3 separate regions of the Homo sapiens genome follow, and all the other regions are linked to region 3. Evidence: chromatin loops called from intact Hi-C (ENCODE). Cell type or tissue: heart left ventricle. All regions are shown on one strand.

Evidence for each region. A loop is a pair of places that touch in the nucleus more often than their neighbours do. Peaks named below come from ENCODE experiments on the same cell type or tissue, not always from the same donor. Only the 100,000 strongest peaks of a DNase experiment are listed, where the experiment ranks them.
Region 1: it touches region 3 in a loop (2.0-fold over the local background); 12 of 110 quality-filtered maps call a loop at or near these places.
Region 2: a loop joins it to region 3, with 2.5 times the contacts of the local background. A loop is called at or near these places in 7 of 110 quality-filtered maps.

Annotation. Positions count from the first base shown.
Region 1 is chr1:39,323,582-39,326,081 of GRCh38, reverse strand. MACF1 (microtubule actin crosslinking factor 1) reads right to left here. Exons shown (of 101, transcript NM_001394062.1): 34 at 1,737-1,889; 35 at 1,348-1,436. Among named protein-coding and RNA genes, the nearest start is that of MACF1, 120 kb to the right of the region's middle. In heart left ventricle, no CTCF peak of the experiment used is centred here; no DNase peak of the experiment used is centred here.
Region 2 is chr1:39,303,690-39,306,189 of GRCh38, reverse strand. All of the region lies in intron 23 of MACF1 (microtubule actin crosslinking factor 1), which reads right to left. It also overlaps the pseudogene HSPE1P8. Among named protein-coding and RNA genes, the nearest start is that of MACF1, 100 kb to the right of the region's middle. In heart left ventricle, no CTCF peak of the experiment used is centred here; no DNase peak of the experiment used is centred here.
Region 3 is chr1:39,452,388-39,454,887 of GRCh38, reverse strand. It overlaps MACF1 (microtubule actin crosslinking factor 1), which reads right to left. Exons shown (of 101, transcript NM_001394062.1): 87 at 2,076-2,204; 88 at 1,038-1,181. Among named protein-coding and RNA genes, the nearest start is that of BMP8A, 38 kb to the left of the region's middle. In heart left ventricle, no CTCF peak of the experiment used is centred here; a DNase peak (open chromatin) is centred at 1,087.

The DNA.
Region 1 (2,500 bases), 130 kb after region 3:
GTTCCTTACCATTATCCTTGCACTCTCCACTCGCTAACCTGATAAAAGCCCAACCCCAAATCAATCAAACCACCAGTCTCTTCTGCTCCTACACTAAGGCTGCTAGGTAAATCCAGTTAGAGAAAAAAAAATTCCACAACCACATAGACAGAGCCCACTGGTTTCCAATCTCAACTGGGTCACAATACTTCCTGACAATCCTCTTGTAAATTCCCAGCCAAGTCCCTCTTCCTTTCTCCTCGGCACCATCCTTTCAACAAACCTCTCCACCTATTTCAAAGAGAAAATACAGACCACTGGGCACTAATTCTCTTACTTTCTGGCTTCGGTCCTAACAAATTTACCTCTATCCATACCTTTCTTAATCTCCTTTCCCTCATCTCCACCTCAGAAAAAAGGTGGTCCCAATTTCCTGTTTAAGGTTGTACTTTCTAACTATCAATGAGTTTCCTCCTCTTGCATGTCCACTGGGACCTTTCTCTAATTATCTCCTCCCCTTTGTCCTTGAGACTTACTCGAAAACATAGTTAAGTCCATTGTATCTTTTAAGAAAACAAAACCCTTCTTGACCATATATTTCATTTTTAAATATTGACTCTATTATATTTTTTGCTCCTATGTCCTGGCTTCTTGAAAGAGCAGTTCTGTTTCGCCTTGCTTGCCTCCAATGTGCTCCTCACCATACTAAATCTGACCTCATCCCACAACTTGTCACCAGAGGCACCAAAGACTTCTAACTTGCCAAATGTAACAGATATTTCTCAACTTTTCTTGACTTCTGAACTTCTCTCCTTTTTGGAACTCTGTTCTTTCTTGGGTTCTGAGTTATCACTCATAATTTTCCTTTTCCTTCTCTGAGGCTTCCTTAACAGGCTGAGAAGCCCCAAAAAGCCCTTTTGAGTAATCTACCCACATGGTTTCTAATACACTGATAATTCAAATCTCTGTCACTTTATGCGATAATTTTCATGTGTAACCACACCCATAGATTCATTATCCTTAACATCTCTTGAATATTAGTCTCTTTGTTTCCATTCCTCGTCATTTCTTGTCTACATTATCAGAATAGCCTCTTAACAGGCCTCTCAGCCTCTATTCTCACCACATGTCAATCCTTTCTTCATATAACTGTTCTAGCAACCTTTAAAAGTAAAACACAATCACATTTAAAATCTCTTCCCATAGCCAACAAATTAAATGCAAACTCCTCCGTATGAACTACAGGGTCCCCATAATCTGGCTCTTGCTGCTCTGAATTCTCCATTCTGAAATCTCATTATGGCTGTAAGTTTTAGACTGATAGACCAGGTGCCCCAGATGTGCCATAATCTCTCATTTAATACTCACTTATGACCATGCTTGGCCAAGAAGATCTGTGATGTTTTAATAGCTTCAGAGACTTGTTCTTTCTTTGTTGTCAGCTCTTCTGACAGAACCTACATGGTAGAAATAAAGAGAAAAAGCTTCAAAACCCAAGAATTAAGAGTCAAAAATTATTTAAAATTATTTTTTTAAATCCTAGAGAAAATATGCAGCTTAGGTCAAATTATTATCACCAATGAGCTACAGCTGATAAAAAGGTACAAGAACAAACAAGATGGCTTCTTAAGTTTCTTTAACATTTACTCAGGTAGCAATCACTTCTGGAATGGCCCACATGTGACTTCTACTATTCCACCTAATGTATTATCACATATTATTCTACCCAGGTAAACAGAGATGGACCTTCTTCTCACCTGCTGTTCCAAAATAGCTTTTTCAATGTCTGTTGATTCTTTGGTCTCGGATGAGGTAGCTTTTCCTTGTGTATTCCTCGCTAGGGTAGACACCCAGCCCAAAAGTTCTTTAACCTTCTCCACATGTTCTTGTTTCTCCTCTTCTACCACTTTCTAGAATAGGAAATAGAAAATCAATATGCTAGCAATGTCTTTTATTAGGCTGGCACGACTTCAGATTTTCTTAAATGAAGTCTTCCTAAAAACAGATACAGTTACCTAAATAAGTGGGCTGTGAAAATAACCCCAAGTATAATTTAGCCCAGCCTACAGTATTGCTCACAGGTGTTTGTGAGCTAAATTTATTATACCTAGGTTTAATACCTTTCTGAAAAATACAAACCACTGTTTTATATATAATAGGCACTCAATAATTATTTGATGCTTTTTAAAAAAATCTCTTCACATATAGCATCTTACTCATTTTCATAATTCTTAGGTTTACAGGTGAATCTGTAAGAAGAGAAGAGACTGAAGCCTACTGAGATTACATTATGTAGGTATGGATATAAAGAAAGTCTTGCTAATTTAAAAAGCAAAAGATGGTATGGTTAATGTTTTAACAGCTTTTTTTTTATAAGAGAGGCTGAATATGCAGAAACTTATTTTACAAAGACAGAAGATTTTTACAGTTACAAACAGATGACATGCTCATTACAATAAATTCAAACAAGTCTAAAATACATAATTATGTAAGTTAACGTTATTTCCCCAGAAATTTGGTA
Region 2 (2,500 bases), 150 kb after region 3:
AGACTCCGTCTCAAACCAAAAAAAAAAAAAAGTAAAGAAAGTAAATAAAATAATTTATTCATAAATATATTCACTCACCTACTCATTCATTCTTTCATTCAATAACCATTTATTGAATACCTGCTATGTGCTAGGAATGGTTCTAAGTGCTAAAGATACAGAGGTAAACAAAATGGACAAAAATCTCTAATAGGAGAGAATAAACAAACACACAATCTGTTAGGCAGTATTAAGAGTTCTGAAGAAAAATAAAATGAGTAAAGAAGACAGAGAGTGGCATGCAGTTAGTGGGGATGGTGGTCCATGAGGGTTCTAAGATAAACTGAACAAAGTGAGGGAGTGAAACATGTAAATATCAGAGGCAAGCAGGAAGTCCAAAGGCCCTGAGGCAAGAATATGCTGTCTGTGTGTGAGAAACAGAGGAAAGACCAGAGTGACTGCAGCTAAGTACAAGCAAGGAGAGTAGCAGAGGATGAGTTCAGAGAGGTAAGGCACAGTCGCCTCACAATAGTCCCCTAGAGTAAGATGTGGCTCAGCTTTAAACAACACATGTACTAATAAAACAAAAATAGCAACTTAAACAAAAACTGTGACATAACCACATTTGGAAAACGGAAGAAGTGTTTGCATATATGTGTGCATAGAAAGCTAAATGTTAATTTCCTAGAGTAAGAAGTTAATAGATAATTTCTGAAGTTGAAAACAAACAAGGAAATAGCAGGAAAAAATTACATTTGGAAATGTGGATTTATAACCCAGCAAAATCTGCTAAAACAGCTGAAAACACTTGACTCTGGAATGTGGAACTTTGGGAAAGGAGAGGTGATAGCTAATTTTTATTATAATAAACTTTGCAGTATAACCCAACTTTCTAAAATATGTACATATATACATATATATACACACACACACTTTTTTTTTTTTTTTTTGAGACAGAGTCTCACTCTGTCACCCAGGCTGGAGTGCAGTGGCACTATCTCAGCTCACTGCAACCTCCACACCCTGGGTTCAAGCAATTCTCCTGCCTCAGCCTCCTAAGTAGCTGGGACCACAGTCATGCACCACCACGCCAGGCTAATTGTCTGTATTTTTAGTGAGACGGAGTTTCACCATGTTGCTCAGGCTGGTCTCGAACTCCTGACCTCAAGTAATCCAATAACCTCAGCCTCTCAAAGTGCTGGAATTACAAGCGTGAGCCATGGTGCCCGGCCCATATATTACTTTAATAAAAATTAAAGAAAATCAGCTGCCATTAAAAAAAAAAAATTCAGAGTCTGAGACAGAGACAGTCATGGCAGGACAAACGTTTAGAAAGTTTCTTCCACTCAGGCCGGGCACAGTGGCTCACGCCTGTAATCCCAGCACTTTGGGAGGCCAAGGTGGGTGGATCACAAGGTCAGGAGATCGAGACCATCCTGGCTAACATGGTGAAACTCCGTCTCTACTAAAATCCAAAAAATTAGCAGGGCATGGTGACGGGCGCCTGTAGTCCCAGCTACTCAGGAGGCTGAGGCAGGAGAATGGCGTGAACACAGGAGGCGGAGCTTGCAGTGAGCTGAAATAGTGCCACTGCACTCCAGCCTGAGCGACAGAGCAAGGCTCTGTCTCAAGAAAAAAAAAAAAAGAAAGAAAAGAAAATTTGAAAGGAGTGTTGCTGAAACTGTAACCAAAGGAGGCATTATGCTTCCAGAAAAATCTCAAGGAAAAGTATTTCAAGCAACAGTAGTCGCTGTTGGATCAGGTTCTAAAGGAAAGGGTGGAGAGGGTCAACCAGTTAGCAGGAAAGTTGGAGATAAAGTTCTTCTCCCACAATATGGAGGCACCAAAGTAGTTCTAGATGACAAGGATTATTTCCTATTTAGAGACGGTGACATTCTTGGAAAGCACGTAGAGTGAAATAAGTCACTACTGAAATGGCATCACTCATAGGTGGGAATTGAACAATGAGAACACTTGGACACAGGAAGGGGAACATCACACACCGGGGCCTGTTGTGGGGTGGGGGGATGGGGTGGGGGGAGGGGGGAGGGATAGCATTAGGAGATATACCTAATGTAAATGACGAGTTAATGGGTGCAGCACACCAACATGGCACATGTATACATATGTAACAAACCTGCACATTGTGCACATGTGCCCTAGAACTTAAAGTATAATTAAAAAAAAAAAAAAGAAAGAAATGGCATCAACGTGAAGCTGCCCATTCCACTGAAGTTCTGAAATCTTTCATCATGTAAATAATTTCCATATCTCTTTTATAATAAACTAATGATAACTAATGACCCAGAAAAAAATCAACCTTTTTTTTTTTTTGAGACGGAGTCTCCCTTTGTCGCCCAGGCTGGAGTGCAGTGGTGCAATCTCGGCTCGACTCACTGCAAACTCGACCTCCCAGGTTCAAGCGATTCTCTGATTCTCCTGCCTCAGCCTCCCGAGTAGCTGGGATTACAGGGGCCTGCCATCACGCCCGGCAAATTTTTTTTTTTTTTTTTGTATTTTT
Region 3 (2,500 bases):
ATGGCCTCTTTCAGTCAAGCATACCCCCTTTGTTTCCAAAGCCCTTTTTCATCTGATTTTCATAATGGCTTTTTATTTTATTTTTTTGGAGACAGACTCTCGCTCTGTCACCCACACTGGAGTGTAGTGGCACAATCTTGGCTCACTGCAACCTCTGCCTCCCGGGTTCAAGTGACTCTCCTGCCTCAGCCTCCCAAGTAACTGGGATTACAGACTTGTGCCACCATACCCAGCTAATTTTTTGTATTTTAGTAGAGATGGGTTTCACCATGTTGCCCAGGCTTGTCTTGAACTCCTGAGTCAGGTAATCTGACCGCCTCAAGCCTCCCAAAGTTCTAGGATTATAGGCGTGATCCACTGCTCCCGGCCAACACAATGACTTTTTAGAGGAGAGACCACCCAAACAGTCAAGAGGCTTCACTATTACCCCAGTGACAACTGGGATAAGAGCTGGAATAAAATATCAGCCCTCCTGAAAGAAAATCTAGTATAGTTGTTCCTTGGTATCCATGGGGGACTGGTCCCAGTACCACCTGTGGATACTAAAATCCATGCATACTCAAGGCCTATAATTGGTTTTGTGCAACCTGCAAAAGTCTGCCCTCTGCACACATGGGCTTCGCTTCCCGTGAATACTGTATTTTCTATCCATGTTTGGCTGTGAATGTGGACCCCACCAACATGGAGGGCTGACTGTATTTACTGAACAATAACCGCATATAAGTGGACCTGTGCAGTTGAAATACACATTGTTCAAGGGTCAGCTGTACATCCTGTTAACACAGGATTTCCCAGGAAGGAGCAGACACTACACAACATGTCCACTGGAAGTCACATTAACATAGCACTATGCCAACACTACTCCTCCAGGTTGCCACACATTACCAAGAAAACAGTCTTTACTAAAATGTTAACTTAATTTTTGCTGAGTTATTCACAGTGAGTGAAAGATTCCTTACCTGGGGGAAAAATACTATACTATACTATAGTGATAGTTTACTGGGCGTGTGCAGTCCTCCTCTGAACCAGGGACTCACCTCCTCGAAGCGAGCTCGGATGATGGTGATCCAGTGTTTGATGGTTGTGATGCAATCGGGGTGGCAGACAGCCAGGATGACTTCTCCCATGGCTACTGCTGAGTTAACGTCCACTCGCTTTTCTTCTACTTTCTTCATGAATTCCTAAACAAAAAAGATTTGAAAACAAAAACGTAAAAAGTCTACATTAGCAGCACTGTTAGTTTACACTGAGGGGGGATAAATTTCAATGTTTTCTTTTTCCTCCATGTGTTAACGCAGACCTCTAAAAGCCTGTATAGTTATTTATGGCATTTTCATTCTAAAAGATGTGGGAAGGTGAGGGGTTTACACAAGAATGACTTTCTCTGGTGGAGATGACAACAAAGAATAGGACACACAGAGGTATGCCCCCCTTTTCCCATTCGAGTTAGTTTCTCTCTTTTTTAGTCCCATTTTTCATTTACTCTCATTTATATCCTATTTCATTTCATGTTGGTAAACATATTTGTATTGGAAAAATATAATTATAGTTGTAAAAACCATGATTTTAAAAAATACCCATAACAGAATATAATAACAAATCCATGATTAAAATCTCTGAGTGGATAACATAAAAATTTAAAAAGGGAAACATTTCCCACCTCATTAGGACAGACTGAGACCCCAGACACTGCACCATACTCTACAGCTTAGTAAGTGGTGCTGGGGGATCAGATCAGGGCCTAAAGCTGGTAACATAAGGCAAACAAAGGCGTATGCAGGTGAGGAGTAAAGAAGATGAAATAGTCAACATTTTTCTTAATACCATGTTTAAAAAACTTGTTACAACCAACATATATTACTTTTATAAGAATGAATGTTACTGTTTAAGGTGTCAAAAAACCCATCAGTCGCTTCCCTTTCATTCCTGCTAAACCAATGAGCTAGGGCCACTCTGGTTTTGTTCCTTTTCATGTGAGCTCTGATATTTCCAAGAAAAAGTTGCTTTCATTTAGTGGTAGGCAGCCCTCAAGGTGGTAGGTAGCATGAGGTCACCAAACCCCAAGGCTGGATTACCTTATGGGTGTCAATGAGAGACTGCAGGGCCTCTGTGTCATCAGGAAGTGCTCCCCGAAAGCGAAGCGTTTGCTCTGCTTCAGAAAGCCACTCCAACAGCATGTGGACTGTGTCTCGAAACACTTCCGCCTGAAATAACCAAGCACAAAAGATTCAACCTCTCTCTGCAGCCAAGGACCTAGATACTGGGACATGCTAGGGAAAGGGTCCAGTGTTCATTCAGACATTTCATGGCCTCATCAAAACTCCACAAAGGTTATCTTTCATTTGTAGATCTTTGAAAATCAACTGAATTCATTATTTCTCAAAATGAATATTAAAATTTTATAGAACATTCAGAATATCAATTTTCAACTCTGTTATACTTATTTCAAGACTGACTGGAACAGATTCTAGTAAAAGAAAAACCAAATAAACCCACTCAG